2 separate regions of the Homo sapiens genome follow, and region 2 is linked to region 1. A link is a loop called in an ENCODE intact Hi-C map of the cell type or tissue named here. Cell type or tissue: gastrocnemius medialis. All regions are shown on one strand. Each heading gives the region's core, and the rest is flanking DNA. Links, peaks and the distances in the headings are about the cores only.

Region 1 (17,376 bases), core at 4,911-12,910:
CTGATATCCCCATTCCAGTCAACGAGGAGACATAATCCACAAACTAAAATCAGATTTAGAAATGATGCCAGGCATAGTGGCTCATCCCAGCACTTTGGGAGGCTGAGGCAGGAGAACTGCTTGAGGCCAAGAGTTTGAGACCAGCATGGGCAATATAGTGAGATCCCCGTCTGAATTAAGAATTAAAAAAAAAAAAATAGCCAGGCACTGTAGTAAGCATCTGTCATCATATTACTGGGGAGGTTGAGGCAAGAAGATCGCCTGGGCCCAGGAGTACAAGGCGGCACTGAGCTATGATCATACCACTGCACTCCACCCAGGGCAACAGAGCAAGACCCCGTCCCTTAAAAAAAAAAAGAGAGAGAGAAATAGGCTGTGTCAGAATTTTGCTCCTGTAATTGATCAAGGCAAATGGATTTCTGATCCTTCAGCCATCTCAGATGAGTGGCTTTTGGCAGAAAGGATTCATTACATCATGGCATATTTATTATTCTCTATCTACTTTCTGCCCTGGCTTAAAGTTTTTATCTCCACCTTTTAACACCTACACATATTAGAAATACATTCATATAGTGTATTTCTCTAAAATACACTGATGTAAAACATAGTGCTCTTTCACTGTTAAATTCCCTAACACTGGGTGGGTACATAGCCTGAGTCTGAAAAGAGCCACGGTTTCAGTGATGTCTTTACTGCCAGACCCTCCAGGATGTGAGAATGCATGTTACCCTTCACCTCACTTTTGCTCAGTCCATCTCCCACGGACCCCACAACAGGACTTCAGAAGTGGGCTGTAGCCAGGGGCTAGACCACTGGAGGACATGCAGACAGTCCCCTCCCAGTATGTCTCATCTTGGCCCTTCTTGGCATACCTATCTCATTTCTTCCTCACCGGGACCTGGCCCTCTTTGATGCCCAATTCACAAGATAGGATATTAGACCCGCAGCTCTCAAATTTACAGTGACTGCAAGAGATCACTGAGACTGATGCCAGCCAGTGATCTAGTGTCCCAGTTCCAAATTCCCTGGAGGGACTCTGAACATCCCAGTTTGGTCAGGATTCCATCCCTGGACCAGTCAACTCTGGCCTGACAGACAGGTATGTCCTCATAACTCTTCTTGCTGTAATTATGTAGACTGGGATGGAGCAGTTTTCAGAAGGGATAAAGATTAGTTGGGCTGACAGCCCTACAGATGTGCAACCAGCATTTTTGTTTTTTGTTTCTTTTTTTTTTTTTTTTTTTTTTGAGACGGAGTCTCACTCTGTCGCCCAGGCTGGAGTGCAGTGGCATGATCACGGCTCACTGCAGCCTTAACATCCCAGGATCAAGCCATCCTCGCACCTCAGCCTCCTGAGTAGCTGGGACCACAAGTATGTGCCACCATGCCCCGGCTAATTTTTTATTTTTTATAAAGATGAGATCTCCGTATGTTGCTCAGAGTGGTCTCAAACTCCTGGGCTCAAGCAGTCCTCCTGCCTCAGCCTCCCAAGGAGCTGGGATTACAGGCACCCAGCCCCCAACCAGCTTTTAAGGAATGCTGGAAATAAATGCAAACACAAAGTAGACTGAGAAGGACCATGCCATCGTTTCGCCACCATATCGTAGACCTTGTTTTTCCATCTGCTGGGAATGATTTCCACCATCCATCCCACCCATGGACCATCCCAGAGAATTCTCCGTGTGCCCAATTCAGATGTCACCTCCTCTCTGGTGTCTTCCTTGACCCCTACAGACTAGAATAATTGTACCTCTATCTGGGCTCACAGTTCACATTACATTAGTCTGTTCTAAGTGCTTTCATTGCTTACATTTGTGTCTCTCCTCTCAGACTGTCGTTTTGTGGATGCCTCTGGGGTGATGGCTACGTCTCTTCCTTGTAGCTTTAGCATTAAGCAATATAGCTGGCATACGGTAAGAATTCAGGGTATGTTTATTGCAACAAAATGTTGATTAATAATTATTCTTCATTTGAGGTTCAGTTCAAGCCCTTCTACCCACAGAAACATTCCCATTACTTACCTAATGTATGTTGAGTGCCTACTGTTTACCCTACCCTGTTCAGGGTAATGAAAAGAACCCTTAGCGCAACTGCGAAGCAAGCAAAGGCTTTCTTTAAATATCACCAGAATTCCTATCCTCACCACTCCTGTTCCTGAGACTTAGATCCCTCACCCAGATTTTCAGGGACCTGCTAACTGACCTGATGAATTTAACTTTCATCTTCCAGGGTGTCCCATACTCAGCTCCCACAAGACCTAATTACATCATATGCACATCAGCGTCTAGCACATAGCTAGGGCTTCATAAATGTTACTAAGCTAAATGAATGAATAAGCAAATGAATGTCACTATCTTAAGAATCCCATGAGGCTCCCAATTGTAATACTGATCGTTATGGACTGAATGTGTGTGTCCTCCTGAAATTCATATGTTGAAGCCCTAAGCCCCAAGGTCATAGTATTTAGAGATGGGGACTTTCAGAGGCAATTAGGTTTAGATGGGGTCATGAGGGTGTGGACCCTATGATGAAATTGGTGTCCTTATAAGAAAAGGAAGAGAGTATGGCGTTCCCTCTCTCTACCAGTCGGGACAAAATGGAAAGGTAGTCGTCTGCAGCCCAGGAGGAGAGCTCTCACCAGAACCTGAACTCTGATGGACTTTGATCTTGACTTTCCAGCCTCCAGAACTGTAAGAAAATTAATTTCTTTTATTTAAGCTACCCAATCTATGGTATTCTGTTATGGCAACCCAAGCTAAGACATGATTTTTCAGAGAGTTTTGCAATTTCAAATACTGTATTCTGTCCTCTTATCCCCATTAACATGCTATTGTTTGTTAGATTATCAGTCCTGAGTTTGGTTTAGCAAATAAAGTCATTTTCATTGCCACTATAGTGACCTTCAAATCTAAACAGTCCTGCCTGACTTTCAAGGCCCTCTGCAATCCATCCCACCCTATGTACATACCTACAAAAAAACTCCCTCCTGCCCCTGCCCTAATCTATTGTTTCAGTAGAGAAAGTACTTCACACATGTAGCAGATACATTACTGGGTTTTAAAATAAGTCAACTGTAGAAAAGTTGGAAAAATCAAAACAATCCAAAGGTGAAAACATCTCCCACAGTCCAAGCATTAATATTCACTTCTTTGCCATCTCTTTTCAATGAATTTAACTATATTCTTCCAACAAAATTGAGAGCACACTGTTTTGCATCATGTTTATTTCCCTTAGCGATAACTAAACACATTTATTTCTGCCTCCATGTCTTCACCTATAGATATACAATCTTAGCATTGAAAGGAGCCAGAGAAGGGCAGGGAATCTTCAGTAACATTCAGAGAAGAAAGTGACACAAGAACTAGCTTCCACTGAATACTCCCAGGAATGGGCACTCCCCTCCCTCCCAAGGCAGCCTGACCCCTGAGGGAGAATTTCTTCCTGGAACGCTCTTCCCATTGTCCATGAGCTGAAATTGGCCTCTCTGAGCCTCTGTGTTCTACTCATGCCCCCTTGAATGGTACCCGATAGACTACAGATTCTTCCTGACAGCCTGTTGACTCCTCAAAAACTGAGAGCATGACCCCTTTTCTAGGTTCAACAATTCTGAACCCCTTGCCATCTTCTATATTACCTAAATTCCACTCTGCCGGTAATTCTTGTCAGCCGTGTTATTAAATCATGCCATTCAGTTAGAATTGTAGGTGTCTTTTAGTTACTTCTTTACAATCTTCTGTATTTTCCCAATTTCTTACCATGAATGTATATTACTGCCATTATTACAAAGAATAATTTCATGTATGATGTTACTTCTCTGTTGTCCTGCTATTGCTTTTCACTCTTAAATGGCTGGCGCCTCCAGAGCCACTGACATTCTCTAATGTGCCATCCCTCCCCATCAGAGAGAGGGTCAGGGTGCTCCTCTGACCCTCCAGTGACTGGATTAGAGCCCCTTGGCTTCCACTGTCATGGACTTCGCCTAACGGGACATCCCCCTGTTCACACATCACTTTCTCATGACCACACAGAGAGCATGGGAGACTTCGTTCAGTGCCTTGTGATGATACCCTTTGCATTTCCTATGATGCTGACAATAAATATGTGACGTGAATGAAAAAAAATTATTGGCTGAGCACGGTGGCTCATGCCTGTAATCCCAACACATTGAGAGGACAAGTGGGTCACCTGAGCCCAGGAGTTTGAGACCAGCCTGGGCAACACAGCAAAACCCTGTCTCTACACAAAATACACACACACGCACACACACACACAAGAAAAAAATTAGCCGGGCATAGTGGTGTGCACCTATGGTTCCAGCTACTTGGGAGGCTGACACTGGAGGATTGCTTGAGCTCAAGAAGGCAAGGCTGCAGTGAGCCATGATTGTGCCACTGCACTCCAGCCTGTGTGACAGAGCAAGATCCTATCTCAAAAAAAGAAAAAAAAAAAAAAGGAAGAAAAGAAAGAAAAAGAAAACAAAATTATTTGATAACGCAAGTCCCTGGGAGTTTGATTTGACATGATTTTAATGAGTTAATTCCAGGATGGGCACAGTTCTTCGCAAAGTGCTCCCAAACCACCTGTTTAATAATTCTAGAATGCTACTGAGTGTCGTTAAGCTTACATCCCAGGAATCATGTTCTTCACTTTTTGGAAATCGGGACATTTTGCTCCCTCTGGCTGGTTGGTCCTTCCTCTCTTTCTGAACTCATCCTAAAAGTCCTGTCTCCTTCTCCGGCCATTCAGGACCACTCGGTGGACTCTCCCTTCCTGCAATTGTGGTAATTATTCAGAACCAGAATGAAACAACAGCAGTAGTAATAGCTGCCACATACTGGGAGCTTGCTCTATGCCAGACACCACGCTCAAGGACTTCACAATGCTTCATCACGTGTATCACTTAGCACTGTATCATACTTTTGAATATATATGTGTGTGTGTAAAGTTTTAATCACTTGAATAACAGCTGCTATTATGACCATTTAGCAGATGAAGAAACTGATTCAGAGAGGTTCAGGCTCCTGCACTGAGCCTTAGACAGTGAACAATTTCAGGGTCCAAACCTGGGTTTATCTGGGTCCAAAGTCCAAGTTCTTACTTCCTCTACCCTGGCATTGTTTCTGGGGCTTTCTATGATTTCTGAGGCTTCCATCTGAATATTTCTGGCACGTCCTGTGCAGCACCTAACATGGCCATAGGCACACAGTAAGGGAGTCCTTAGGGGCCAAGTGGTTTTTCTAGAGCACTGGCCGTGGTCCTGCCTCTTGTGGGTGCTGGTGTCATCTTTCACCTCTACCTCCAGGCACCGGGAGAAGCTGACTGGAGGGGATTTGGCAGAGGCCAAAGAGGGCTCAGCCCAGCTGTCTCCACCTCTCTTGCTGGATGGGAGAGGCACCACATTACAGAAACTGATATACCCAATGCCCTGAGACCCAGGGAGGGCAATCCTGTGAGAAGTTTCCACCCTTTGTTCTCTCCCACCGAGCCCCCAGGGGCTGATAATCTAATTCTCAACAAGTCCTTCCTGGCTGGTAATTGAATTGTGTTTTCCTCCCAGTCCAATCAGGGCCCTCATCCTACATCTGTCTGACAAAACACTAGGCCAGGCATCTTGGGAGGGGCAGAGACCTGGGAGGCACTTTTCAGCTTCCAGGAGCTTAATATTTCAGTTGCCACAGGTGCAGGGACTGACATCCTATTGACTAGCAATCCATGACTGCTGCCCACTTCCAGGACAATCGCTGAGGTCAGGAGGGCTCAAGGCGGTGAGCCTTAAAGGAGGGTTGTGTTGTGGAGGAGGGGATGATGGTCAGCTGGGTTCTGGTAGACAGGGAGGAAAGGCGGAGGTGTGGGCAAAGTCCTGGAGGTGGGAACATGCACGACACATTCAAGTAACAAGAAGTAAGTCTGCCTGGATGGGCCTTCACTGTCTTCAACCGAGGGATGACGAATGACTCCAAAACACTCAAATTGTTCCTGGGAAGTCGGGTGGGGGGAAGTGTGAGTCAGCAGGCTCCTCTCACTATGCCTATGGCCCAGCCTCGGTCTACAGAACAGAGAGAGCCTGGTGCTGGAACTGGGTGTGCAAGGGTGCCCCAAATCAGGACACAACCACCTCATTCGTCCAGCCCAGAAATAGGGACATTTCTTCATCTCCTCTCCCACTCCTACCTAATCTAATCTGTCTCCAAGTCCTGCCTATTTCACCATCTCAGCTCTTCAGTCATCTCTCTGGCAGGCAGGCACTGTCACATCTCCCCCGTCTCTTGGGGACGAGCCCCTCCCTGATTGCTCTCCTCCACCTTGTTGCTCTCTGGCACATCCACACATATCTCCATGTGGCTCCCCCATGCATGCCACTTTCCATGGCTTCCCAGTGCCTTTAGGTCCAGAGCCTTTTGTGGCTTTGTCCTCTCATCTGGCTGGTGCCATCTCTTGCGACTCTTAAGCTCCCCAAAACATTCTGGTTTAGTGCTGGGCCTTTAGCTCAATTTATGATTACAACGCCCATACCACCAGTGCCTTCTATATGTGCTTAATCCTCACGGAAACCCCGTGTGGAAGAGGAACAGAGAGGTTAAGTGACTTGTCTGTGGTCACACAGCTGGTAAGGGCGGAGCAGGATTCGCACCCAGGTGACTTATTCCCATAGCCCAGCTTCTTTATTTTTAGAGACAGCGTCTTGCTCTGTCACCCAGCCCAGAGTACAGGGACATGATCATAGCTCATTGGAACATTGAACTCTTGTAGTCCAGCTTCTTAACACTAGATTATAGTCTCTTCAGAAATGTCTATGGACACCAGTGGCCTCCTAGCCCTCCACATTCCCCTCCAACGTATGTTCACTATCAAGTCCCAACTGCATTTAAGGTTTCTGCTTATCTGACACCCCTCCACGAAGCTTTCTCTGGTGCCCCACTGTCCAGGTTTGGGTTAGGGTAGTGGTTCCCCTACTTTAATGCACACTGGAATTACCTGGGAATCTTTGTAAAAATCCTGCTGCCTGACTCCCACTCCTAGACATTGCGATTAAATCAGTACAGGGCGCACCCTAGACAAAAGCTCCGTAGATGACTGTAACTTGCAACAAATCTGGTAACAAAAGGCAGTGCAGTCATTCTGAAATTGGAGCAGGCATCAGAATTACCAGGAAGGCTGATGAAAACAGATTGCTGGGCACGGCCCCAGACTTTGATTCTATACATCTCGGTTAAGGTCCGAAAATATACATTTCTAGCAAGTTCCCAGGTGAGACTGCTACTGCTGTGGGTCCAGAGACCACATTCGGAGAGCCGCTGAGCTAAGGAGTCCTCCAGGTGCCCAAATGATCCCAGAGCACCCGGTGGTCATCGCCACCTAAGCCCTTATCACATCTATTCTAATTGTCTGTGTGCTCCTCCACTACCCCGGCCAGGCCACAGCTTTCTCTGTTATCTTTGGTAACCAGTGTCAACAGAGGTTGGGTCAATGAATCCACGAGACACCCAGGCAGGCTGCGCACTCCACAGCAATCCTTGTTTCTAACTGGAAAAAGTTAGAAACTGAACGCCTCCTGGGGGCAAGCACTGTCCTAAGCACCTCACACCAACGGCCCCTTAATCTTCACAAGCACTCTACAAGTAGGTGCTACTACCATTCCATTTCAGAGACCCTCAAGGAAACCTGAACACAGAGGGGTGGAGTAACCATTGTGCTGGGAGGCCCTTTATCAGGTGACCCCAAAGCTCTCCCCCACCACCGGACCCACATGCCCAGTCTAGACTCCCAGTGGGTTTCCGAGTACAAGTCTCCATCTATTGGTGGGTTGTGAGATCAACCAGTGGGTGTAAGCAGCATCTTTTAAATGACCCAATCTGGCAGACCTGAACAGAAATAGACAAGAATACACTCAGGTAGTGACAGTAAGTGTTGTTCAGCAAAACATCCATGTGCATAAGCCTATACTGGCTCATGATATAAAATCTATGTCTGACTGTGAATCATAGTCAACAAAGTTTTCAAAACATTAGCTTAGAGAAACAGCCTCCAAATCTCCAAGCAAGTCCTCCGTTCTCCTGCCAGAGACGGAACTAGGGAAGAGCTAGGTTGGCCTCTGCTGGGCACTGCCGGGACTGCATCATGAGCCTGGTAAAGTGCCCCTGGGCAGGAGGGCTCTGCTCTGCGTGGCTGTGGAGAGGGAGTTCCAGTTTCAAAATACAAAATAATAATAATAATAATCAAATAAATAAAATAAAATGTTAATTCATTTTTATTTCCAAAACAAATTCTTCCCTGGCCATCAGTCCCACACTGTCTCCGCTGTGGTCGATGGCTTTGTCTGTAATCATTTCATCTTCTCAGGTAGAGCAGAGGCTCCTGAGGGGCCCCAGGGATTTGTGTCTCCACCCAGACCACTGTGGCTGGCTGACTGGCCAGCATGGAAGAAGGAAGCTGTTGAATCATTTAGCTCATCATGTAGAACCATTTAGCTTATGATACTGAACATCCAAGCAAGAAATATTAAGGCCTGGGCCTTTCTCTTGTTGCAAAATCAAAGACGGGATATAGTGTGTAAAATATATTAAGTAGCTGACCGCGCACAGTGGCTCACACCTGTATTCCCGGCACTTTGGGAGGCCAAAGCAGGAGGATCACTTGTGGCCAGGAGTTTGAGACCAGCCTGTGCAATATAGTGAGATCTTATCTCCTGCCAAAAAATTGTTTTAAATAGCCGAGTGTGGTAGTTTGCACCTGTAGTCCCAGCTATTCAGGAGGCTGAGGTGGTGGGGATCACTTGAGCCCAGGAGGCAGAGGTTGCAGTGAGCCATGATGGCACCACTGCACTCCAGCCTGGGTGGCAACAATGAGACCCTATCTCAAAAACATATCAAGTAGCTACTGAGGCAGGTAAGCATATATCCTATATCACCAAATCTTTGTTCCCACCTCACTATACTCACTTTACAGATGAGAATACCAAGGCCTAAGATAATAGGCTGATAAGTAGAGTAGCAAGTTCCAGAAGCCAGGCCTCTGGACCTCTAGGCCAGTCCTCTGGAGACAAGCAGAGGGGGCAGGGTTGGCCGGGACCCTCTTCCCACCTGGGCCTTTCATTTGCCTCTACCTTTGCTGTGCCTTTCAACTCCCTACAGTGTCCCTGGCAAAGCTAATTCCTTACAGATGAGACTATGGTCTTTGAAGAGTGGGGCCTTCCCAGTTGAGACCTCTTTGAGGTTCCCAAACCCTAACTACTCAATTTGTGGCCTTACAGATAGTACATTTTCACTATTTTTCACAATAACCGCCTTCTATTGGAGCGTAAATTCGACTAAAAGGAGGCTTTCTTATCTACTGTGCACCATGATAGTTTGAGCTAAGCCTGTTTCGGGGTGGGGAGCTCAGGACAGCTGGGTAAATAGTCGAAGAGGGATTTGGAGATGGGGAAATTTGCAGGGAAACAGATGAGGAGCAGTGAAGAAACGAGGATCGCAAGGTGCTCACAAAATGGTACGAGGGTACTACAAGATCTACAGTAGACCCAGCCCACACCCAAATGCTTGGGCCCTGGCAGTTCTGTGGAGTAAGAGAAAGGTTTCATGTCCAAGTTTGAAGTCCATGGCAGAACAGAGGGAGCACATGCAGACACAGGAACCAAGAGGCAGAGGTAACCCCAAGAACCTACACCTGAAGTCCACAAACATCTTGGAGTGAACTTTGAGTTTCCACAGGGCTTTCCACAGAGAAGACGGGAGTCTCAGCTGGCATCTCAAGAGAAACCCGAGTTTCTGGGATAGCCCTGTGTTTACCTCTAAAACACACCAGGAAAGAAGGACAAACTTCCCAAGAAGACCCTCGGGAAAGCAGAGCAATGCAAACTGCAGTAAACCACCATATGTAATCAATCAACAAGGAGGTATTAATACCAGGCCTCCTACCTTATCACTTCTGCACTTATAGCCTGCAAAACAAGCAAAGAACAAAAAAGGCTCACAGGTTAACTCTCTCGACAGTCTACCCTTCCTCCCTGACAACTGTAGGTATAACTATGCCCACCCTTGCCTCCTTCCAGCTTCCAGGGAAGGTTTTCCTTACCTGATCCAAGTTAGTTCATCTGGCTTTGAGTACCACATTATGTCCCGGGGCTCTCTCTCTTCCATCAGTCATCCCTTTCTGGTGTCCCAACTGGTGCTTTGTCATCAGCATATACAGGATGTTTATCATTCCAGTATCTTTTAAAACTCTTCCTTGACTCTACAGCTCCTTCTGGCTAAGCCCAAACACTTGCTCTTTTCCTTCCCCTCAAAGCTCCTGGAAAGAGTCTGTACTCATCTTCATCGACTGCCTTCAAGGCACTGGCTTCTGCCCCATGGTGCTGAGCTCAATGGGCAATAATTGGTTCTTACTTCCCATGGCCCCTGCAGCACTGCCTGCTGGCCCCTCTGGCTATGTGAAACCAGCTTTCACAGCATCACTCTCATGGTACTTTGCAATGCCCTTAGAACAGGTTTCTCAGCCTCGGCACTAGTGATATTTTGGGCTGGATCATTCTTTGTTATGGGGTTCTGACCTGTGCACTGTAGGATGTTCAGCAGCATCCTTCACCTCTACTCATTAGATGCCAGTAGCAGGTTCCTGTTCCCGTTGTGACAACCAAAAATGTCCTCGGGCATTGCCAAATATTTACTGGGGGGTAAAATGGCTCGTGGTTGAGAACCCCTGCCTTGGAAGGATGCCTCTGCACTGGCCTCTTAGGAATGCATTTTCTCTAGCCTGTGGTTTTATCTGTCACCACATGCTGATACATAAATCAGCATCTCCAAAAGTCACGTGGCCACTGCCTGCTGCACATTTCCACGGGATGTCTCTTCAGCACGTCAAGCTCAGAGTGAACTTGACCTTTTCCTTCCTGTCTTAGTTTGAATTCTCCTAGGAGCAGAGATTGAGACAAGGATTTAGATGCAGGTGGTTTAACTGGGAGTTGATCTCAGGACATAGAAGTGAGGAATTGAGGAGAATGAAAAAGTGAGAGTGAGGAGGAAAAGCCAATATAAGGTCCATCATCAAAGTCACTGCCATGAGCAATGGGGGCTCAATTCCGCTGGGATCTCCTGAAAAACATACAGAATGCTTCCCAGAACTGTCCAACTCAAAGAGGCTGGGGCATATGTCTACCGGCTCCCATCCTCCATTGTTGAGGGTTGTCCCAGGGCCATTAACTCCCCTAATTTCTGGGCTCTGCTTGAGTCACACAAGCCAAACAGACTCCTGGGACTTCGGAGGAGGAGCTGAAATAGAAATCTGAATGATGCACTCCGTGTGATGGAAATCGGGGTGCTGTCAGCATGAGTCCAAGCTCACACAGAACTGCCTGCCACAGCTGCAGCTGGTCAGAGGCCGAGGAAGGGGATGTGACGCAGGACATGGAAAGTGGTCTACTCCCTGCTTGCACCACTCTGATCCACCCATGCCCCACATTCATTAAGTCCATTCTGTTACTGGGTCTTCAAGGTGGTAGCCAGACATCTAGCAAAAAGATTTCATACAAGAAAGTTAACAGAAGGAGCTACAACCCTGCTCCCTGCTGCTGTAAATCCAGGGGCTGACGTTGCTGTTCATTGTCTTCCTTCTCCAGCCTCTATTCAGGATTTTCCTCATTTTCAGCATTTGGGCTGTTCCAGGTTGCTTGCCTGATGGGTTGACACTTATTGATATCCCTGGGGGTCTGAGCCCTCAGGTGACTTCGCTTTTTCAGGCCATGCTTGCTACAAGGGCCCATGGCACCAAGAGACATTCTCCTGGATTTCAGACCTATTCTTGAGTGTATTTTCTGAATGTTAGACATTCTTTCACCTTGGTGCTAGTGGATCACTGAGAGTGATGGTGAGAGGGACCAATCCTGTATCTACCCTTGATTCCCGAATCTGTGTGTTCCAGCAACTGGTACCACGTATCAGCTATATCCTGAATGACAATAGCCAATCCCAGTGTATCATCCTTGAGTTGGGAACCTTAACTGAGTTTTTAAATATATATATATATATATATATATATTTTGTTGTTGTTTTTTGTTTACCTTTATGGTTTGACTCTGGGAAACTGAGTTTTTAACAAGCCATCCCATCATTCTATTAGGTCCATGGCTTCCCCTAGTTGCGGTATATAACCACATCAGTGAACCCCCGGTCATGCAACCCTTATTGCACCTAATTTGCCACAACATGGGCCTCTTAATCTACAGTGATGTGATGAGGCATCATATGTAGATAAATCAGGCACTCCAGAAACCCTCAGCTTAACACCAGAGGTAGCAACACCAGGAAAAAGGATTTGCTGCCCTTTCCAAGGTAGAAGGGCCCTGGTGTAGTCAAGATGCCTCAAGTGGCTGGCTGATCAAAGGCACAGGGCCTGTCTCTGCACTGACAGATCACCAGTCAGCAGTGGCAGTAGCTATCTCCGTGGGCCCATGCCTCACCTCCATCCTGGTCACCATGGCTACTCCATTCATAGGCTTACTGTGCAAGCCCTGGGGACAAAGCTGGCCTCTACAGGGTGAGTCACATTGTCCATCTTGCTGTTCGGCACCCTTCCCATGGTGGATGCTCTCTAGGAAGCATTTGTGCCCACTCCCATGGGATCATCCACATGCGTCTTCCCCAGACCTCCTTGTCTCCTTTCTCATCTTTTCCCTTTCAGGCCCCTTACTGACCAACCAAGCCATTTGCTGCCCAAGATTCCATATGTATTCTTATGGAACCCTAAGTCATACAGTCCAAGCAACAGAAATACATACACTCCTATGTATTGCAATAAGGACAATCTAGAATAGAGAGAAGGAAGACAATGAACAGCAATTTCAGCCTCCAGATCTGCTGCAGCAGTGAGCAAGGTTGTAGCCTGTTCTACTTTCCTGTACAAAGTATTTTTACGAGATGACTGGCTGCCACCTTGAAGACTCAGTGGCAAGACAGTCTTAATGTGGGGCATTAAGTGGCTTGGAGTGGTAGATTTATCCCATGCCAGGGAGGCTCAGAGAGTGTGCAGTGGGGAAGGTGGCACTTCCAATCCACCCTATTTTTATTTCTTCCTGCATCAATAGGTCTTTTCAAGCTGTATATTCAGCAGGCCTGACCATGGCCACACACGAACATTTACAAATCAGAAATTTCATCGCATCCCCTTCTTCAACCTCTGATTTCAGCTACAACTGTGACAGACAGTTCTGTGTGGCCTGGATACTTTTCCCCTCTTTTCTAAGTTGGTGAGCAGGCGTACATGAACAGGCTTGAAGCTCTGCCCACTGCAAGAATTTCCCCTACCCACTGTCTTTCAGAGCTACCTTAACTGGGGCTTTAAGTAGAAACAGCAGTCCATTTTGGCTAACACCAACACAATGAACTAGGCCTAGGATTATTCTAGAGTAGTCACAAGAAAATCTTTGGTGTGAAGTGAAGGAGAGTCATTAATGCCACAAGGTGCCAGCCTTGGGGGCCTGAGGAAGAGGCATGTGCAGCTTACTTTTACCCTCTGGCCCTGCTCATGCCTGATCCCTGAGCTGTACACCTTCCATCTTAGAATGAATTGCTGTTGGCCTGCTTGAATTTATGACCTGAGTGGCACAAAACCCAGCTCATGATAAACATCTCTGATGTCTTGATTAATTATATCCAATGGTCAGATGCTCTGTCTCTACCAGGACCCAAAACACATTGGGATCTGCTTTTCAAAATGTTTATAGTTCTCTGCTGCAGAAGGCATAGCCTTGCTCCAAAATCCTTAGGAAATCTATAACACACCTCTCCTATTGCAGCTTGCCAGAGACTCCACACTTCATGTCTCTCCACTGGGAATACTTCCAGCATCGTGGATTTGCTGGGTCATATGGTCCAAGTGACAGGGCAGCTAGCATCGTAGCCTGGCTTGTGCTGCAGAGCCTTTCCTTGCTCCAAGTCATGCAATAAATGGCTTGGAGCAGTATTTCTAAATATGGTATGTGTTGTGTTCCAAAGCCAAAGAGCACCATGTGTTCTTCTTAATGGCAGAGCAAGGGTCCCCAACCCCCTGGTCGCAGACCAGTAACCGTCTGTGGCCTGTTAGTAACTGGGCCACACAGCAGGAGGTGAGCAGCAGGTGAGCAAGCATTACCACCTGAGCTCCGCCTCCTGTCAGATCAGCTGTGGCATTAGATTCTCATAGGGGCACAAATGCTATTGTGAACTGCAAATGCGAGAGATCTAGTTTGCATGCTCCTTATGAGAATCTAACTAATACCTGATGATCTGAGGTGGAGCAGTTTCATCCTGAAACCATTCCCCCCATCAGCCCCCAGAAAAACTTTCTTCCACAAAATGGGTCCCTGGTGCCAAAAAGGTTGGGGACCACTGTGATGGAGGATACAAAAGGCAATTAATTTATCCTCACCTCAGAGGGCACATGTGACCCAAAAGCATCTGCTACACTCTCCAAACCTGATGCCTTTTCTGTATTTCCTACTTAGCGAATGCAACATCTGGCAGCCTTTCTTCCTTTCTTCCTCACCCATGGGCTCTGCACCTCATCCCTCACCCCTGCCAACACTGCATGAACAAGTCCTACAGATTCAAACTTTATTCATTCTGACCTCTCCTTTCCATTTCCCCTCCCACTGCCTTGATTCAGCCTTCATCATTTATCTGTTTTGATGCCTGCAGAAGCTTCCTAATAAAATTCCCTACTTCCAATATCAATTCTCCTCTAATTCACTCCACTGCCAGGGAGAGTGGCTCTTATTCCTCTCTTCTATACAATACTTACATTGTTCCCCATCATTTCAGAGGTACATCTTTGTTGCATTTATGTATCTAGATGCCCATTTTCTACCTCCAACAGTAGGCTTTTTGCAGGTAATAAACATGTTCTATTGGTTTCCAGAGGTGGAATGTCTGTGGAATGTTAGTGAGGCATTCAAGGTCCTTTGCCACATAGCTCTTACGTCTCCAGCTTGCTCCCTATCACTTCTGCTTTCTCCCAACTACTAGTCCCTCTACTGAGCCATGCTCTCTCTCACCTCCATGCCATGCCTGAACTTTGAATCTGAATGACTCCTACCCACACCCTCCACTCTTTACCTCCCTGGATTCCATTAATTCCTACTCATCCTTCAAACTCAGCTGAACTATTGCCTTCTCCAGGAGCTCCTCCATCATTCATTCATTCCATCCCACCAGCTAGTTTAGGGAGCCTTTTTGTTCTCAAAGCACCCTGCATTGAGTGCTAATCTTAGCAGCATTTGTCAGGTTTTGTGACAATAGTTTGTTACACCAGACAGAGGTAGTTACCTGAGGATGAGGATTGCCCCAGGGTCTGGCTGAGTGCCTAGCACATAGCAAATACCAAGCACTGGCTCAACCAGTGAAATGTGCATAGTCCAGAGGTAGTAAACCCCCAGCCCTCAAGCTAAACCAGTCCTGCAGACAAGTGTTGTTTGGCCCACACAGTTCCTGGCTGAGAGGACAAACAGGATTGATCCAGGTTATAAGACTTTCAAGACTGATGACCCAGAGCTGGCCTCCATTCTCTTTGGTTATCTGTCTAGCCAGCCAGAGATGTACACAGGAAACGTCAGACCAAGGATGCAAGTGACCACAGCTCCCTGGGTGCACTCAGTCCCTTACAGCAGTACCTCAATTAAAACTCCAGGTCTCAGTAGTCTGCACAAAAATGGGGGTCAGAACACCAGAACCACCCTAGGCTGTTTTTTATCCCGTGCCAAGAAGGCTCACAGTGTGGAGTGGGGAAGGTGGCACATCGGTGACAGTCCACCCAATTTTTCTTTCTTCCTGCACCAACAGGTCTTTTCAAGCTTTATATTCAGTAGACCTGACCATGGCCACACATGAACATTTACAAATCAGAAATTCCACATCTACATTTTTAAAATCCAGATTTCCATCTTTTCTTGAAAAATCCATAGATATGGCAATACTGAACATTTACTTTCATAACAGTTGCAGCTTCCTCCTTTAGACTGGCATAAACTCTATCCAGTTTGCCACACTCCCCATTTATCTGGACCAACGAATTATTTCCATTAACAGCCTTGCTTCTATAGTCATCTGAATCTGCAAATTCCAAACTGCTGTCTTGTTACCTTATTTGATCCCTCCCCCCAAATCTAGGGACGGTGGTAGGCATACAACTATCCTCCCTTTTAGAGATGAAGAAGGTAAGAACCAGAGAGGTGGCTGGCCTCGTAGGTCACACAGCTTGTTAGCAATGAAGACATGACCCAAAACTAGATCTTGGGACTTGTGACTTTTCACCACCCCAGGCCAGTTATCACATACCCAACTGTTGCTTGCTCCTTTCTCTAAAGTACTTCATTTATGTCTCAAGGATGCATGTAATGCTTTAACTGTGTTGCTGTGAAATAGACGGCAGGCCTACAGACAGATTTTGTTATGCACACTTCTCAGCTGAGCTAGCCAAACAAGGACCAATGTAGAGCTGACAAGATGGATGGAGTGAACTAGGCCTCCACTCATTAACTCTTTATGACAATCCTGTAAGGTAGGAACTATTATCCCCATTTTATGAGTGAAGAAGTTGAGGTCCGGGGAGGTTAAGCGAATGTATTCTTTGGTTCTATTGGCTGTTAAAACAATGACATACTTCAGTTCCAGCTGGTAAGGGGCCCCTGCCCTGAGCTGCTTGAGTGCCTTCCTCACCACCCTGGCAGCCCTGCCAGGATTCACACAGTGTAGCAGTGTTAGGGTTAATTCCATATCTGTCACAGACTGCGGTTGCCAGGAACTTGTGGCAGCCACACCTCCAGTGTTAATTCTAACTGGTTGGTGCCTGAAAGGATGCTGAAAAATTTTTGAATATTTCACCTGAATAAAAGGTTTGCATTCTTAAGATATCCACTTTTAATGTTATGGCAAATGAATCCACTCTACCAAGAGCCCAAAGAGCTAATCAGCAAGAATTTAGCCAAGACTTGAGGAGATGTAGAAGACTATTAAATAGACCAAAGAGAAGTGCCCAGCACTGACTGAAGCCAAGGTCCCAGCATGTTTTCTGCCTTCACAGCCCTAAGGAATGCCACGAAATTTCAGCAGTTATGACAGTGACTCTCAGAGCTTGCAACCAAGAGAGGGAGTGGGAATCATGGAAGCAGCATCTCAGAAGGAAAGGGCATGTATAATGAGAAAGCATCCCCATCCCCACCTCACTGCCCAAGGATAGAGTTATGGGCTCTCTGGCAGGTATGTCGGAGCGACTGCAAAACTTTCTGGGCAAAAGCCAGGGGAAGGCCCAGGAACTCACAAGCTATGGTGATGTTCTTGCCCAGAGGGGAAAAACGCCTGCATCCTTCACCCCACCTCCCAAAAGCCTGTCTGTGGAACACTCCCTGGAAGT
Region 2 (8,000 bases), core at 1-8,000, 130 kb before region 1:
CCTGCCTGCTGCAAGTCAGATCCAATTACTCTGCTGACAAGAGGCTTTTAGCCCAGGGAGCCTGGCATCATCGACCCCACTCCAGGGAGCTGGGCTCCATGGTGCCCCTGCCCTTCCTCCTCTCACTGGGCATCCACAGGTTCAGGAGAAAGGGACCAGGGAGGTGTAAAGATCACACATACACGGCTCAGCCCCAGGCTGTGATTCCTGCATGTCCAGCTACTTGACTGAATCTGGCTTGCTGGAGTCCCCCTTTTGTTCACATTGGGTGAGCAGCCCCAAGTATCTGACCCATATCTGAGATTCCTTCAGTAGGGCCTCACCCCTTTGGAACATGAAGACTTTTTCAAGGTCCCCAACTAAGATCCAAGTGCCCCTCCCTGGGATGGGCTCTCGTCACAGCTGGGGACAGGAAACTAGTACACATATAGAATATCAACTCCGTGAGGCAGAACCTCAGCTGTCCAGCTCACTGCTGGCACATAGTAGGAACTTACCAAATGTATGTTGAAATGAATCAATCGATAGCAAAGGGGACTTGGTGAGAAAATGCAAATGGCTCCATGCAAATCCTTGCTCAACTGCAAGAGTGAAAATTAATCAGCTGACTCAGAGCATACGTCCTATTCAGGATAGTCACATAGTGTCAGCTCATCTGCAAAGGCCAAGTACAGAGGCCTCTAGGAAATCTCTTTCCTTTCTCCAGCCAATGCCACCATAATTATCTTTCAGCAAACTCACCCAACCCAAAGCTACTTGCCAGTGACCCTATTAAACCAGCAAATGCCAAGAGCTAAGCTCTCTCCTGCAATGCCTCACACTGCCTTCCCCAAGGGGCTGTCGTTTCCTTTCTACCCTGGCTCTCTCCCTTCATTCAACTCTCAAAATTATCAGGTGCTAAGGGAATGCCAACAAAAAGAGCTGTCATTAAGGGGTGCCTGAATCCATCAGGCGTGTCTTACCTGCCTTGTCTATGACACCTGTCACTTTTCACTTTGGGAGGCTCATCTCAGCAACTTCCCCAGAGTGGAGACAGAGCCTTGGGCATCTGCCACCCATGCACAGCCAGCACCTGACACACACTGGTGCCCAGGAGATGTCTGATGAATAAATAATTGGGGGTGAGGCAGGGCCTCCCGTAAACATTACAAAGGCATGTGTAGAGTTTAAGGAGGACTTGCTGACCACTTTCATGAGCCTGGACAATTGAAGAAACGATGCTTAAAGTGAGTTTACCATGCAGCAGCCAAACCAATGAGAACAAGAGGAATGAGTGGCCCTCCTGGTCATGGGGTGTGTTTGCTTCCTTTGTGACAGATTTCCACTTGTTTGTTTGTCAGGGAGGCTCCCCTTCAGCCAGGCCCATGGACAATTATTGGTGATAGATTTGAGTGTTTCTGGGCATGGCTCCAGGTCATAACCAAGATCTAGGTCCTGCCAGCATCTTCCTGGGACGAAATTGACAGCAATTGTCAGAAGGCTTGTTCAGCTTGTTAAGGGTGAGCCTTCAGCTGAGGCTGTCAGTGCAACCCTGGATGGTGAGTTTGCCCCTCAGTCTCACAGCCTAACGGGTTCAGTCCTTCACACAGCTGGCTGGCTGCCTCCTCCTCCACCTTAACTGTGGGAAGCCAGGTGTGTGTACACAGAAGCTGGAATGATGATAGTTGCAGGCACAGCACCAGTAAGACATTGAGCACCTGGAACACATTCTCTGTCTCTAGCTTTCTCTCTCTCTTATTAGGGATAGCTGGAAAGCAGAAAAGCCAAGGTGAGAGGAAGCAGCAGAGCTGAGGTGCAAGAAGCCAAGCTTGGCTAAGCATTTGGGGCCTTAAGAAATGGGATCTGACCAGAGCAGGGCCCTGAGGTCATGTGACCTTAGAAGTGGAAGATGTATTGATCGCTTGATCACCAAGACCTCCCACCCACTACTCCTCACCACATAAGTAAAACAGCAGGGCCCACAGTTGGCAGTAAGATTATAATTTGGTGCAACCTCTAAGGAGAGTGATTTGGCAAGATCATGAAAATCACAAATGCTCAAATCCTGTCTACTGCAATTCCACTTGGCATCTTAAAGACAAAATGCATATAACTCCATGCAGATACACAAACAAAATGTGCTCTATGGCTGGTAAGTACAAAAGACTGGAAACAACGAAATGTCCATCAATAGGAGAACATGCATTATTGGGGAATATTGTGCAGTTATGAGAAAGAATGACAGTAATCTCCAGGATGCCTTGAAGCCAAGAAAGCAAGACGCCTGAAGGGCCCATCTATCCTGAATCCTCCCTTTTACAAAAGGGGAGCCTAAGACCCAGAGTGAGGACTGAGTGGCAGAAAGCCATGCCCCTGCTACTCAGAGGCAAGTTCAATACCAGGACTGAGACTGCCTGACCCCCAGACCAGAGGTCCCTCCTCTGCACCACAACTTCCACTCTGGTTAGATGTGGCCAGGAGCCCACAGCCTCTTAGCTTCCCCCAATCCTAATACTCAGCAGCTCAGAGTCAGACGTCTCTTCTACTGTCAAATCCAGATTCTCAGTGTCATTTCTTCACTTCATTTCCTCCTGCCCTGTCCTCGGCTAAACTAACGAAGAGTGCATCACCACCACCGTTTACCTGCAGATGGGCCAAACCTCAAAGGATCCCTTGAGCTCATTCCTTCCCTCTTTCTCAGAAGATCACGTCAATCTCACCGGACTTGTTTGTTCTAGATCATGATGGCTGCTCCCAGGACAGTGTCTGTCCTGGCAAAGGTATCTCATATTGCTGTTCCCCTTTTTTCTCCTTTGAAGTGGAAAATAAACTTGCAGACTATCCTTTCTTTTGAGGCATCAACATTCTTTTCCTGATCTTGAAGGCCTGCAGTTGTAATAATGGCTGACATTTCTATTGCACCCCCTGTATGCCAGGCACTGTTAGGTGCTCCACATATATTAACTCATTTAATCCTCAGAACTCCATGGTGTAGCTACCGTTATTATCTCCACTTAACCACTGAGTGACCAAGGCTCAGAGAGGTCAAGTAACTTTCCCAAGGACAAACTTTAAATAGAAGATGGTCCTGCGGGCAGCTAGGCAATGAACAGGGAACTGAGACTTGGAACAAAAGCCACAACTTGCAGAAAGTCCTGTGTGATGACTCAGAAAACAGATAACAGTACCACTGGGATGAAGGCTCATCACAGACTATCTAAGCTCAAAGTCTTTTGACACCAGCTCATTCACAACCATCTGTTCCAAGATAAGACCACAGACAAACTGATCTGACAGCAATTCCCTAATGGCTGGTGTGTTCTAAGGATGTGACCTCGGACTGTTCCAGCAACCCTTCAAATTCTGACCAAGATGATGCTCTAATTAACTCCAGCCCCCAAACTCTGTTAAGTGTCCCTCCTACAGTGCCCCCTTTAGGATGCCCCACAGTTCCCATGATGTGCTCTCTTCCTCCCCGCAGCAGGCTGATAACCTTAACTCTGTTTGACTACGGGTAAGTTCCTCATGGCCCTCTGCTGGTGGGTTTTAATGGGTTAGACCTGGAATTTGAAGGCTCTGTGTGCTCTTTAACCTCTATGGACATTCTGCTGCCTCCAGATTGTCATCGCAGGTGCGTGTGCCAGGCTGACACCAGTCACATCAGCCTAAGGCCAACTCTGGCTCTGGGTAGAAGGGAGGTGGGACCAAGAGATGACAGGACAAGGCTAACTCCTTGGCAGATGCCCATCTTCTCAGTAGCCCCTTCACAGTTTCTTAAAGCAGACCTAAGACACCTTCTGCGGACCTTCCCCTGAATCAGTAGCCTCCATCACAGCCTCTTTATCAGCCCCCACAATTCCTTGCTTCCTCCAGGGCAGACTCCTCAACCGAGGGGTCATTCCTGACTCCAATCCACTGCCCCGACCTATCTGAGCTACTTCCAGGCCTCCAGACATCCTGGAGCTTCCCCACTTCCAAATATCTCCCTTGGCTTTTTCCCCAATCCCTGCCACCCCATCCATGATGTCCAAACTGACTCAGACTTCAAAGCTCAGCTGCTATGCCACCTCCCCCAGGAAGGCTTCCCTGACCACCTCTCTGGATCTTTGCCACTGTGAAATCCTGAAGACGCCACCAATCTCTGTGCTTCTCAGTATGCCAGGTTCTCCAAGCAGCTTTGTGACATTTGTGATGATGTAATGCCTGTGGTGTCACCCAACTTTTCACATGGGTGGATCTCATCACTCCAACTATAATGTAAGTTCTCTAAACATAGTATTCTCCAGATATGTCTCAAGGCATTGAGCCCAGCACCAGCTCCCAGCATGTACTGCCCTGCTCTTAATTTTTAAAATCCAACTATGAATAGCAACTGTGACTCATTTTTCCCACGCAAGCCACGGCTGGAGTCTCAGGTCTGGAAATACCCTCTGCATTAGAAGGGATTAGCCTCCAACTTCAAAAACAAAACAAAACAAAACAAAAAAACACTAAACAAGACCTCTGCCTAGGAGAAAATCTACAAGGAAGAACGTCAACAGGCTAACACTGTCCTGTCGGGTGATAGGATTAGAAATGATATTTGGGGAGAGAAATAAAGCCACATAATAATAATGATGATGACGACAATATGTCACAAAGAAAGAGAAAACATGTGAGCAAGCAAGAAAGGGCCAATCCCCATGCTATCCATGGGCAGCAATTCTCAGTGGGGTGTCAGGAGACTGGTTAGGAGGAGAAGAAGAATCTTACCCCAAAAGACTGGGTAGGTTTGAAGCTGGACTCTCAAGCTGGAGCTGGTCTCCCACTCTGTGGGGTGAAAACTGCACAGGCCCCAGAAAGGGGAGCAGAAGCCCTGGCCACTGATCCCAGTGCCTCAAATAGATCTCAAACTCAGGGGAATTCAAGGCAAATCAAAGGTAACCCAACTTTGTGTGGTAGGATGCAATTTATAGTACTCATTTCCCTCCAAGAGGTGGTAGAGGCCGAGGCAAAAGTCGAGTTCAAGAAGGTTTTAGATAATTCTTAAATAAAAGCACCATAAATAGTCATTTTTAAAGGGAAACTAGGCTGTTCAGGGACATGATGAGGGTGATCTCAGGAAAGACAGCCACCCTTTCCCTACCCTATCCTTATGTGTCCCATCAGGGTAAGGATTCTGGGCTAGAGGGGCCAGAGCCTGGAGCTGCCTGACATCTGCCCTCACCATCCGCTCCCAGCCACCTGCCAGGCCCAACGCCAAGGAGGCAGGTCCCTGTGGGACAGGATGAGGAGCAGAAGCAGCCCATAGCCCAACACCTGGCTGCATTACCGGTGGCTGGCCCTGTGCCCAACCTGTACACTGTGAGCCCACATGTGATCCCTCTGTGGTCAAACTTGTCAGCCAGGGCACACTGAGGGCACCCGGGCCAGGTAGAGTCAGCCTGGGGCCCCAGCCTCCCATCTCCTGGCAGGGAGACCCTGGGCAAGCCAGGACCTCTCTGAGCCTTGGTTTCCTCAGCTGCATGAGACAGATGAGAGGCACTCTAGAAACTCTCCCAGTTCCCACCTGTGTTCCACTCCAAGGACATCCTGCTCTTGGGTTTTCTGGAAGCCTGGGATTAAGAAGACCAGAAGGGCTTCCAGTCCTCAGAGGCTGGATTCCAGCTGGCCAGCCCCGGCCAGCACCCACAGGGCAATGGCAGTAAGAGGCTGGGGCCATCCCAAGTGTGGGCTGCCTGGCTGTCGCTCTGCTGCAGCTCCCACGCCTGCCCGGGGCATCCAGTCCCGTGACAGTGGCCACTCTCTGGGGAGGTTGAGAGGGGGGTTCAATGCAACAAGAGCTATTGGGAGTGGAAGTTTGTGACGACTCTGGATGCAGGCGTATTGGGGGTGCACATGGGGTGAGTGTCTGCATGTGTGTTGGGGTAAGTGTGTGTCTATGAGGGGAGTGTAGGAGTGGATATGAGTGTACACAAGGTCAGTGTGTGAGTGTGTATGTGGGAGGAGTGTGTACATGGGTGTGTAAGGGTGTACACACACACAGGGGTATGTATGCGAGTGTCTGAGGGGAGTGGGTGGCATGTGTGGATGAGTGTGTAGGGTGTACACATGTGTGCACATGCCTAGGCAGAATCCCACTCCGGGAGGAGGAAGGGAGTGTGGGTCCTGCAGGAAGGTTGATACAGGGGATGGCTTCCCTGCCAGTGATTCTAGAAAATAGTGCCTCTCACAGCAGTAACCCCAAACCTTAAGAACCTCTCACCATCCCCAGACCTTAAGAAATTCTTTGCCTGGATGGCTCACATAGACATCATATTCAACCCATCCTGGATGGCCCAAATACACATCAGACTCAAACCATCCAAATCAAGTCCATTTACCGGGCCCTGCTCCTCCCCAACCCTACCCCTCAAGCTATATAGAAGCCTCATGGCCCCAGGGGCCCAGGTCAGCATCCCAGGAACCTTCTTAGCATTTTTCCTCTTGCGCTGTCTCCTTCGCCCTCTCTCTCCAACCTTTCACCCACTTTTGCTGTTTCCACATCGCCAACAGCCACTCCCACCCACCACTCCATCCTATTGCCTCAGCTGTGTCTGCAGCCCTCCTGTCCCTGCCTGGGCCACTGCTGTAGCACCTCACTGTTCCCACTGTCTGTCTGGTCTATGCTGCCTGCACATTTCAGCCAGGCCCCCTTCCGAGTGCCAGCCCTGTGGACCTGCAGAGCTTCCCTGGCTCCCAGCAGCAGCAGGGACAACCTGTCTGGCCACGGGCACCTCCCAGAGACTCTACTATTTCTGGGGAGCCCTCAGAGCTGATGAATTGCTGACCTCTGAGCTACACATTTTACTATGGGATACTCTCCAAGTCACTTGACCTCCCTGTGTCCCAGAGAGCAACCCCACCAGTATGCCACACTGTACACCATAGACATGTTGAAAATAATAAACTGCCATTTTATGAATCAGGTCCTAGATAAAAGGGGTTCTATGATGAGCCTTACCAAAAAAAAAATTGGTGGGGTCTTGCCATATCATAGTTGCCAAGCTAAGCTCTGTGGTCCAGTGGAAACAACAGAGACTTTGGAGCCAAACGGAGCTGAATATGTCTTCTGCATGTATCATACATACCAGCTGTGTGACCTTGAGCACCTCACGTAACTTCTCTGAACTTCCTATGCCTCTGTTTCTCCAACTCTAAAATGGAACTAATAATCCCTACTTCATTGAGTTGTTTGTTTGTTTGTTTTGGTGGGGGGGTTGTTGTGTGTGTGTGTATGTGTGTGTGTGTGTGTTTGTGTGTGTGTGTTTTGAGATGGAGTCTCGCTCTGTGCCCCAGGCTGGAGTGTGGCGGCGCGGTCTCGGCTCACTACAACCTCAACCTCCCAGGTTCAAGCAATTCTCCTGCCTCAGCCTCCCAAGTAGTTGGCATTACAGGCTCCCGCCACCATGCCCTGCTAATTTTGGTATTTTTAGTAGAGATGGGTTTCACCATGTTAGTCAGGCTGGTCTCGACCTCCCGACCTCACATAATCCACCTGCCTCGGCCACCCAAAGTGCTGGGATTACAGGTGTGAGCCACCACGCCTGGTCAGTACTTCACTGAGTTTTAATGAGAGTGAAATGATACAATGAAGATGGAGTGCATTGCATGTCCCACACGAAAAAGGTGCTTAATACCTGCTCATGTCTTCCTGTCATCCTTCTTCCTATCCTTGACCCACATCCATCAAAATTACTTGGGAATAATTCATTAGCTTAAGAGAGGAAGCGAGCCATCCAGCATACTCATACCACCTACATCTTCCAACAATGCTATGCTGTAACGTAGCACCAGGAAAGAACTCGCAGGTGTGACCCTAAAAACATTGAGCAGTTTTCGAGAAATCAAGAATCATAGCTGAGGGGTTTTAGACCGTAAATCATATTTAAATTTTTGCACAAAGAAAAAAGATGAAATCCTGAAACTTTCCATGGGAATGTAAAAACACCTTGACAAATCTGTAATGGATTTTGAAGTGGTTTGGATCACTTAAAAAGAGA

The links. Peaks named below come from ENCODE experiments on the same cell type or tissue, not always from the same donor. Only the 100,000 strongest peaks of a DNase experiment are listed, where the experiment ranks them.
Region 2: a loop joins it to region 1, with 2.2 times the contacts of the local background. A loop is called at or near these places in 6 of 110 quality-filtered maps.

What each region holds. Positions count from the first base shown.
Region 1 is chr18:46,272,066-46,289,441 of GRCh38, reverse strand. No RefSeq gene overlaps it. Among named protein-coding and RNA genes, the nearest start is that of ARK2C, 53 kb to the left of the region's middle. In gastrocnemius medialis, for the core only: a CTCF peak has its summit at 8,100 (motif pointing left); DNase peaks (open chromatin) are centred at 8,081 and 10,784.
Region 2 is chr18:46,404,022-46,412,021 of GRCh38, reverse strand. All of the region lies in intron 1 of ARK2C (arkadia (RNF111) C-terminal like ring finger ubiquitin ligase 2C), which reads right to left. Among named protein-coding and RNA genes, the nearest start is that of ARK2C, 74 kb to the right of the region's middle. RefSeq lists an enhancer at 1-259. In gastrocnemius medialis, for the core only: a CTCF peak has its summit at 3,543 (motif pointing left); DNase peaks (open chromatin) are centred at 435, 1,062, 4,251 and 5,350; H3K27ac peaks cover 5,520 bases.